Linked DNA regions of Mus musculus: region 2 is linked to region 1. Evidence: chromatin loops called from intact Hi-C (ENCODE). Cell type or tissue: left cerebral cortex. All regions are shown on one strand.

Region 1 (5,000 bases):
GGACTTCTGGGTCCTTGCACAATTCCTTACTCAGGGTTTCACAGCACAAGCAGGCAGTGGAGAGGGGAGGCAGGGGGCTGTCACTGGTCCTTAGAGACCAGCTACTAGGCTGGAGTGGCCATCCTGACTTTCAACAGCTCTGGGCTCAGTTCCCAGCCTCTGAGCCTCTGGTGGCAGCTGCTTGAAGACCTACTGTGTGTAAGTTCCTGCACTCACTGGGTGCTGCAGGAGGCACTCAGCCGTCTGAGGCACTTCCTACCCAGTGTGGCCATATGCTCTGAGGAGGCAGACGCCTGGCCTCTGGTTAGATGCCCAACCCAGGCCTGGGAAGTGCTAGGGTATTGGGGCTGGGGTCTACAGCCGAGACCTGGACAGCAGAGGAGAGGACTGGAAGGGCAGAGAAGAGGAAAGCTCAGATGGGTGAATCATCTTTGCTGGCAGCAACACAGGCCTGAGACGGCAGGGTGCAGGCTCAGGCCTTGCTGCCTTTGAGCTGTCCTTGATAGGCCTCGGTCTGGCCCCAGGAAGGAGCTTCCTCACTGACAATTTGTTCTCTTTAGGGAGATGGGGTCTGTGTCTCTTTGTCTCTCGGGTTTGCTGTCACTCTAGTTCTGTCATGCATACGTGTGCCTCAGTTTCCCTGACTATAAAATGGGGGTTGAATAAGAAAGCATAGGTGGCACTCCATGCTTGTTATTTGAGCACTCAAGAGACGGTGGCAGGATTGCTGCAAGTCTGAGACTGACTGGATTACTAGAGACCTGGGACACAACTACTACCATTAGTCTATTTTTGTCTTGATTCTGTATTTTTGTTGCTTGTTTGTTTGTTTGTTTTTAAAGACTGGGTCTCGTATAGTCCAGGTTGTTCTCCTCATACTAGATGTGTAGCTGAGGATGGCCTTGAACAGCGGATCCTCCTGCCTCGACCTCCTGGGCACTGAGAGTAGAGGCATCCGTCAGTACTCCTAGGTTCTGTGGTGCCGAGGACACAATACGCAGCTCGGTGAATGCTGGGTAAGCTCTCTATCCATTGAACCACTTCCCCAGCCCCCAGCAGTCTGCATTTTGCTTCATTCTCCAAGCTCCTGCTGTGTGCCAGGTCTGGAGCCAGGCTCCAGTAGGCTTCAGGAGAAAAACATTAGATCCGTTAAACAACAAGCCTACAGCGCCACCGGCCTCAAGACCTCCAAAATGTGCATTGGGGCAGGTTGCATGTTCTGTCTCCTGATCCCAAAACAAGTTCTGCAATGGCATGACAGCCAGGTCAGGAGGGACAGATGCCCCTGGCAAGACAACAGCCTCAGCAGAGGGCCACCAGGTGGAGTCGGCCAGGATTGCAAACGTTCATGACATCAAAGTAGACACTCAGAAAGACAATGTGCAGTAAAGCAGCATGACATACGTGGTGGGACAAAACGGACCCTTCCTCCCCAGGAAGCAAGAGAGAGCATAACGAAGAGGCTAGGGTCCCAACAACCTAACTTCCTCCCAGTAGCCCTGACCACACTATAGCATCACCGTGGGGACTGTGCCCTTAACCCAGGGGCCTTTGCGGGGCAGGGAACACTGTGGGGCCAAATCATAGAGCAACCAACACCCTGGCTGTGACATATTAGCAGGAGTAGACTCTCAGGAGGCTTTGGAGATGGCTTTCATTTCTCAGTTGGGTGTGGCCATTGGCTTCTAAATGGCTACTATTGCGTTTATAATGGAGAAAATGGAATTTGAAAAGAAATGCTAGGGCCAGTTAAAGAAGCAGACACCCGGCTCTGGGAGGGAGCGGGCCAGAGATCAGGAAGGGTGTGGCCAGTTCTTGTCCTATCTCTTGGAGATGAGACTATAGACTTGGACACGTGTGAGGGTGGAGCCCTTCGATCCTTTTAGTACTGGAATTTGTCATTCATAGGTAGGGCTAGCCTGAGCTGCCCGCGACCTCAGCTTCAACCCAACAGGCACGCTTGCGTGTTGGGTGGCCCATCCTTCCGCAGCGCGGGTTCCCTGCGACCCCGCCCCAGGTGGACCCGTTGAGGCCGGGCTCTCCAAGAGGCCGCTCCCTGTCCGCGCCGCTGGGGGCCGCCCGCGGGCCGCGCCGTCCCGGGCGCGCCGTGCGTTACTCCCCGGTCCCCGCGCGCGCAGCTCCGCTCAGGGCGGCCCCGCGCGGCGACACGATCGGGGCCGGCGCGCGGGCTGAGCGGTGGCGATGGCGCAAGGCGGGCGGCGGGCGCGCGGCGCGGGGCCCTAGCGGGGCGGGCGTGCTCGGGACGGCGCGGTGGCCGCGCAGCCATGGCCGGGGAGCGGCGCCGGGCGCTGCTGGAGCTACTGACGCGGCCGGGGAACACGCGCTGCGCTGACTGCGGAGCCCCGGGTAGGTGCGGGACGGGCGGAGGCGCGGGGTGCGGCCGGGTGGACAGGACTGCGTGGGGGGCGCGGGGGATGGGGACGCGCCACGCGCTGGGTCCTGGCTGGGTTGGGGCGCGGCCCGGGTGCACCTGCCGGCGTCAGGGACTGGCAGTGGTGAGGCGCAGCATCCGGAGGGCACCTCGCGGGCTCCGTGCGACCTGTGCCGCCGACTCCCCTCCCCCGCCGGGCTGCGTGTCACGCTGTCACCCGCAGCCGCCTCCCCTCCCCAGCCTTGCGAAACCTTGGCGTCTCGGGGTATTAAAAAAAAAGAGGAAATCAGCAGGGGCGGTTGGCTTGCAAGGAAAGCGGCCAGTGAGCCCAGGGTGTCTGCCAGGGAGTATGGGGTCCACCTGGTTCCCAGCTACCTGGAGATGACGTCATGGCATCCCTGCCTGGGGCCACCGTCTTGTACAGACTCAAGGCTGGGGGAGGATGCAGAGCCTTGGGTGGCCCTGTGAGGACATTCTGGCCATGTGCCTTTGGCTCTCTCTACCTAGCTTCTCTGGGATCAGGACAGTCGGGGACAGGTGGGAGTCATAGACGCATATGTCAGACATCTTCCAGACTTTGTCCCTTGGTTGCTCCAGGTTTGGAAGGATTTGTAGGGGCCAGAACACAGGGGCTCAGGATTGGCTATGGAAAAAGGGCCGGGTTCTCTGACCAGCTGGCAGGCTCTGAGAGCTGGCCCTCCCAGGCCGATCCTATCTGGGTATGCAGGTGGGGACAGGGCATTTCAGGGATATCAGGGGGCCCTAGCATGAACCCCTCAGAACATACCAGGAATCAATTCCTTGGGGACTTAACTCTATCTCCCTGAGATGCAGGCGGAAAGCCTGCAGTCTGTAAATAGGACCTCCTTCCCATCTCTCCCCCACATCCCCGCCTCTGGGCTGAAGAGTGCCAGCCTGAGGCTGAGAATCTGCTAGCCAATAGTAAGTGCATGCCACCCCAGGGGCCCTGGTGTCCCTGGGAGGAGACATTGACCAAGCTTCAGTGGGAAGTAGGCAAGATGAAGTAGCCCTTTCCTGGTCTCTTGGGGCACCGCAGGGCCCTGACGGTGGTGCAGCGGGGTGGTGCCTCCCTGGTGCTATGTGGTACTGCTGCCAGCTGGCCTGGCTCAGTGGACTCTCCCCACCTCCCTCTCTCAGACCTGCCTTTCAACTTGTTTAGGAAAGCTGGCTATGCTGGAGTCCCCTGTAAGGAGGGCTGATGGGTTGCCCAGCTTCCAAGCCTGACTTGTGGGGGGGGGGCAGCAAACCCCACGAGAGAAGCTGGCCTAACCTCGTATTCCTTGGCCACCCAGCCAGAACAGCTTTTACTTTCCCTAGACCTCCTGGCCTGAGCAGGAGGAAGAAGGGGCTTCCAGAAGGCTCAATAGGAACCACCCTACACCATTCACCTATGTAATGTCCTAGCAGCCCTTTAGCCAGTCCCAGGCCACTGGCTGCCGCAGCTACTGCCCTCTTGGGGCCCAGCCCTTGCTGGCTGTAAGCCAAGCTGCCCATTTTCAGACTTGCCTTATAATAACAGCTTGTTTCTCCCCCTCCCCCACCTGCGAGGCAGATTAAGTATGAGGCTTGTTTCCATTTTATGAGCAGGGAAACTGAGGCCTCAACAGCTTGAACTCACTTGGGTGTCCACAGGCTGCCTGGGTTTCCTGATGCCCACTCGGGGCCCACACGCACTGTCTATACAAACCTCCCATTTTTGCCTAGCTCCTGGGCTCAGCCACAACGCCTGCCTCGTGACTCCGATGGCAGGTCCGCACAGGCCCCCGGTGCTTAGTAGGTAATTGGGTCTTCCTGTGTTCTGTGATGCTGTTCTGGAGTCTCCTGTCTTGTGGTGGCCTTGTTGAGGTGGGGAGACATGTGTGTTCCATGTGGTCCTCTGGATTGGCTCATGGGTGTTCTTGACCACTCCAGGGGGATCAAGGGTACCTTGGGGAATAATGACATCTTCTTAGACAGCAGAACATCATGGCAAGCCCAGGTCACCTCTGACCATCAAGGCTCCAGGGCAGCCTTGAGCAGTCTCACCCGGCTGTGGGAAAGCACCCAGTGAGCCTCACCCCAGTCTGTATCTTGACGTTGGGGTCCATCCATCACCCACCACAGATATTTTCTCACCCCAGGTATAGTGGGCTATTGACAGGGAGGACCCTTTTCCTGAAGACTCCATTGGAGTCTTTGTCCTGTCAAGGGCTGTGTATAACTCACCCTCAGCTATTGTGGGGTGCTGACAGGGCTTAGCTCATTCTCTTTCAAGACTCCATTGGTATCCCTGTCCTGCCAAAGGCTGTAGGAGAGGGAGGGTGTGTTGTGCGTCTCCCAAGCTGTCCGTGAAGGTGGCAGGTTCTCTCTGCAAGCATCTGGCCATTGGATGGCCTGGACGACTTTAGAATCACTCGTTCTTGCTTAGATGCTGGTGAAACCTGCACTCTCAGGAGCCCTGACCTGCAGCTCTGGAGGGCTAAGGGAGAGGAAGGAAGTGCTTGCTTCTAATTAGGCCCAGAGCTGCCGCTTGACACTGCCCCTGGGCTGCCGATCCAAGCTTCTTGAGGTCCCAGACAAAGGGAATGAACCTAGGGCCAGCAAGAGG
Region 2 (5,000 bases), 73 kb after region 1:
CTCACAAGAGATCGGCTTGCCTTTGCCTCTTGAGTGTTGGGATTAAAGGTGTGTGCCACCACACGTGGCTACAGATTTTTATCTAAAGAATACAGCAAGTGCCTTCCCAATATAATTAATATAATTAAGAGTGTTTTAGTTTTTGTTTTTAAAGGCACTAGGGACACTGTGATGAAACTAGATGTCGCCAGACTGGTTTGTATTTATAGTGTCTAGTTTACAGAAAAATTCCCCAACAAGGCTGCCCTTCAGGTAACCTGTGATTAGAGCAAGGGCTAATGTTTCGATAAGCTGACTAAACCCCGCTGCTCCAAATCCAGGGCGCCCAATAGGTAAAGAAAACAGGAAGTCTTTGACACCAAGGACGCCAAGGCTCATCCCACACCTGCCAACCCCCTGGACTGAGCACTTACGGAGGGAAATACTGCAAGGCTGGTCCCTGATGGCTTGCTAACTACTGCGTGTGGCCTTAACCATGCCCCTCCCTCCCATGTCCACCTGGCTACTTGCCAGGCTCAATCTGGGCATGTGGGAAGTGGGAATTGTCCTCAGATGTAAACAAGTATCACTCACGAGCCAGAGGGTTCCCAGAGCACTGATTCTTCAGCCCCCAACAGGGCTTCAAGGCAGTGAGGCCACTGTGTACAGTGTCATCCACTGTCATGGCAGCTTTATCCAGCCCACAGAACACACCGTGCTCAGATCAAGCTAGAGGGAGTGACTGTAGGAGGAGTTCCACAGCACGTGGGCCCTAGGTGACAGTAATGGGTGGATGATAATGTGCAACTGGTACAAGATAACCACTTTCCACTCCTTTTACTGAAGGCCTAAAATTGCCCTAAAACAAAACGTATTTTAAAACGAAAAGTAGGTCTAAGGGGCACAGGGGCCAAACCCACACTACGGACATGGAGCAGAAATGCTGATGTCCTGTAGTCAGGAATAAAGTTCTACGTAGGAATTATCAGCTGGCAGATGCACAGAGGCAGGAATACAGATGGCCACAGGCTGGCCCACGGTGTCAGCATCTGACCACACTTTAGCCGGCTGTGCAATTCCAATCACTGGCCACAGAAGGGAGGACTAGGTGAGACTACTCTGACAACAGGACTCGCCAACCAGCGGAAGCCTTCAGAGAAAGGGAGGCCAGGCGAGGAAGAGGGTGTGATAGAGAAGGAGTGGCGGGAAGAGAGGCCTGTAAGAGGGAGGAGGCCTAAGTGAAGAGGAGAGAGGCTAGTGATAAAACTGAGTCCAGGGAAGGGGAGGCCTGAGAAGAAGTTGGCTGGGGAAGGAGGCCTGGGAAAAGGAAGGAAGGAAGGACGGGGGAAGGGCAGCTCTGAGAGTAAGGCAGGGACTCAGAAAGACGAGGCCGAGAGAGGAGGAGGGGGAACCAGGCAGAGAAGAGGAGGCCCTGCCGAGTAGTACAAGCCCGCCGCCCCCGCTCTGCTCCGCGACAGGCAGCCGCATAAACCAATGAGGGTGCGGGGCGCCGCAGCGCAGCCAATGAGCAACAGCGGAGGTGGGGCCTCGGCGCTAAGCCGCCACCCGCGCCCACCTGAAGAAGAGGGTCCGGTACATCTGGTGCGCCTCGTAGTAGTCGCCCTTCTCGACGCTAGCACGCAGCTTGCCCTCCACGCGCTGGACGCCGCCGCGGTTGCGGGCGCCGTTGCGGGCGCCCTCCTGCTCTGCCATCGCCGCCGCCGCCGCCATGGGCCGGCGTTCCGCGCAGAGCTGACGCTGTCGCAGGCGCGGTCGGCGGCGCCTCCCGGCTTCCGTCCCTGCGGCCGCCGCACTCCTTCTACGGTGGCCGCGAGGAGCCGTGCGAGGGCGGGCGCGCCGCGGGCCGCACGTGATCGAGGCGGAGCCTGCCGGGATCGCGGGAGCCGCGCGAGGACACGCCCCTGAGGGGGGGTCTGAGAAGGACCCTGAGAACACAGGCCAGGAAAAGCCGACGGGGTGGGGCTCTCAGACTATCGCGGGAACTTGTTTGTAGTCTTGCGAGAGTGGGCGGGACCGAGGTCTTGGGCGGGACTACACGCTGAGCTGTCCCCAGCTTAGTGTCATCACTGCACAATGTAATCAGCCACGTAGGCTGCGCAAGTAAACTGAGGCAGAAGACTCAGCGATGAGGCGTCTTATTCGCGCGCCCCCTGAAGTTACCCTTAGCGCATGGATGAACCAGACACATTTTAGAAGCTTTGACCTGTCTCACACCTGCCCGGGGAGTGCCCCTCCAGGTGGCAGTCATCCTTAGTGACATCTGGGACAGGGCAGTATGCTCAGGCTAGAACCTGTAATGTCTCCAAGAAGACCTGGCTGTGGTTGGAGCAGGTGACAGCAGAGAAGGGAGGAAGGTCATGATTAATTGGGGGAGGATGGGAGGTGCTGGCCAGGGTCAGAGTTGTCCTCTGACAGCATCCAAAACTCAGGTTACAAAACCCTACACATATCCTTAAATAATGAGTTTGGATGCTGGAGATGAAGTTCAGGGCGTTCATTTCTGTCAGCTACACACTCTCAGCCTTCCATTTACTCTGGCCCTTGAACTTGTGACTCTCCTGCCTCAACTTACCTACTTTTTATGCCTGCACCCGGGCCAGCTGGACTAGCATTTTCTGCACCACACCCATGTGCAAGCAGAAAGCATGGTAACAGATTAAGGAGTCTGTAAACATGATCTCTTGCTGTGGGGTCCGCTTAAATCCAACCTAAAACCAACATAACTCAAGACACCAGGTCAACGCAGGTAATCAAGCCGCTATTGGTCAGGGCCGCAGAGCAGATGAAGCTGAAGTAAAACCCTGAGGGAATACTGTACAGCCTAAAGGATGAAAATATAGAGAAAGGGGGAGGTGGGTGGGCAGGCTGTAGCACTGTCTAATCATAATCCGTCGTAAGGGGTTGGACAAGGGCGTTCCCACTGTATCAGGATAGGTTGGTTCCTAGGCCTGGAAACATAAACATTAGTTTGACCCTGCCAGCAAGATGAAGTTGTCCTCGAGATGTCTGGACTCAAGACAACTATTTCCTTACAACAGAAGCTGTTCAAAGTAAGCTATTGGGAAGTCCCTAGCTCCCCTAGGGCCTGGGAGCTTGGTTTCTTGATATGATTAAATGGAGCCTGAAAACAAGATGGTAGTACTTAGAATAAATGTCTTTTGCTGGTTCCCAACACTCTGACAGTACCGTGCTCACCCTTCTGTGAAGAGGGATGATGCTCTGTGGGCACTACCACATAAGGAAGGACCACTTGGATACAGCATTCTACCTGATGATCCAGACACCTAGTAACAAAGGGGCAAGTGATTCATGCTGCATGAGTGTCCGACCAGGGGATGACTTGTCTGGATGGGACAGTGTAGTACAGTTTGTCATAAATTCTTTTTGGAACTTTTTCCCCTCCTAGATAGGGCCTATTATATTGCTCTGTTTGAGTGTTCTGCAACTTGCTATGTAGAACAGTCTAGTCTTGAACTTACAGTGGTCCACCTGCCTTTGCCTCCTGAGTGCTGGGATTAAAGGTGAGCACTACCCTCCTGGCTGGAATTCTCTCAAGATGTTTAGCAGGTCCTCAAGAGAGCAAAGCCCTAGTAACAGGCTTCTCTTTAAAACAGAAACAGCTAGGGGCTGGAAAGATGGCTCAGTGGTTAAGAGCACCTACTGCTCTCCCAGAGGTCTTGAGTCCAATTCCCAGCAACCACATGGTGACTCACAACTTTCTGTAATGGGATCTGATGCCCTCTTTTGGTGTGTCTAAAGACAGCTACAGTGTACTCATATACATAAAATTAATCTTTAAAAAGAGAGAGAGAGAAAGAGACAGAGAAACAGCTGCATGGTGTGGGCTCAGCACTCAGGCAGAGGCAAGCAGATTGGACGTCGAGTCCAGCCTGGTCTACAGAGTGAGTTCTAAGATATAAGAGCCAGGGTTAAACAGAGAAACCTTGTCTTAGGGTGAGAGGGAAAAAAAGTAAAGGAAAGCCTATGAACTGAGGATGCTTAAATCAACGTGACACTTCTGTATACATGGTAGGAACCAGAGCTGTTAAAAGGTATGAAAAATGCTCCAAAAATATATTCGGCAGGCTGTAGTAGAAAGGTGCTCTGGCTCTGGAAGCTGAGCTCAGGGCCTTGTGACCACATCCAGACCCAAAGCCTCTGGGCCCACTTCCTTTGAGCCTGACTGGAATGTCTCTGAGCGGATTCCTCTAAGCAGGAAGAGGCTGGCGGAGGCTTGAGTGACAGTGGCAGTGCCTGCAGGACTTAGCAGGAACTCTTCAAGCACACAACCTAGCAATCCCTCCCATTCACATGGGCAGAGATAAGACAAGCCAAGAAAAGAAATACACACTTTTATTAATCACTTGAAATCGCACATGCACTTTTAAAAATTAACTCTTTTATTTAAACATCTCAATAGCATCTTAATTTAGTGGCAGTAGAAGCACTACCAAAGACAAGTGTTTTGAAAAGCATTTACAAAAATACATTGCACAAAGTCCTATCTTGCATCTTTAAAAATAAATATTTGAAATATCTCCACCCCCAATTCCCCAATTTAGTTTAATATAGGAAATTCTGACTTCTGCATGTAACCTTGAGTATGCAAAATGTGTGCATCCCACACAACCTGGCCACACAGGCAGTGGCTCTAACCCTATGGAGTGGGATGTGCTTTGGGCCACTGTCTTAAGGGCTGCTTGCAACATGCGAGAAATCCCAGAACTCTGAGCCCCAGCAGGTGAGCTTTGTATTCTGCCAAGGCTGTCTAACCAATGAAACTTAACAATTCTTTAGGTAAGACATCTAAACACTTTTAAGTGTCCAGATGATGTATCAGTTATAAAGTCTACTCACAAAAGTCTAAATATTAAATATACCCAAATTTGAATCAGTGAGAAGGGCTGATAATGGTGTAGAGGCAAACCCAAGGGCAGCACAGAATGCTGCTGTGATAAAGACCAAGAGTGGCAGCCACTAGCACCACCTTAGTGTTCCCC

What was found. A loop is a pair of places that touch in the nucleus more often than their neighbours do. Peaks named below come from ENCODE experiments on the same cell type or tissue, not always from the same donor. Only the 100,000 strongest peaks of a DNase experiment are listed, where the experiment ranks them.
Region 2: a loop joins it to region 1, with 4 times the contacts of the local background. A loop is called at or near these places in 2 of 42 quality-filtered maps.

What each region holds. Positions count from the first base shown.
Region 1 is chr5:139,322,648-139,327,647 of GRCm38, reverse strand. Adap1 (ArfGAP with dual PH domains 1) reads left to right here and starts at 2,184. Exons shown (of 11, transcript NM_172723.4): 1 at 2,184-2,367. The coding sequence starts at 2,286. In left cerebral cortex, CTCF peaks have their summits at 2,037 and 3,475; DNase peaks (open chromatin) are centred at 2,020, 2,817, 3,332, 3,973 and 2 more places; H3K4me3 peaks cover 3,340 bases; H3K27ac peaks cover 3,316 bases.
Region 2 is chr5:139,249,175-139,254,174 of GRCm38, reverse strand. Sun1 (Sad1 and UNC84 domain containing 1) reads right to left here. Exons shown (of 23, transcript NM_024451.2): 23 at 4,336-5,000. Get4 (golgi to ER traffic protein 4) reads right to left here and starts at 1,851. Exons shown (of 9, transcript NM_026269.2): 1 at 1,556-1,851. The coding sequence starts at 1,710. In left cerebral cortex, no CTCF peak of the experiment used is centred here; DNase peaks (open chromatin) are centred at 760, 1,473, 1,920 and 4,178; H3K4me3 peaks cover 2,406 bases; H3K27ac peaks cover 2,262 bases.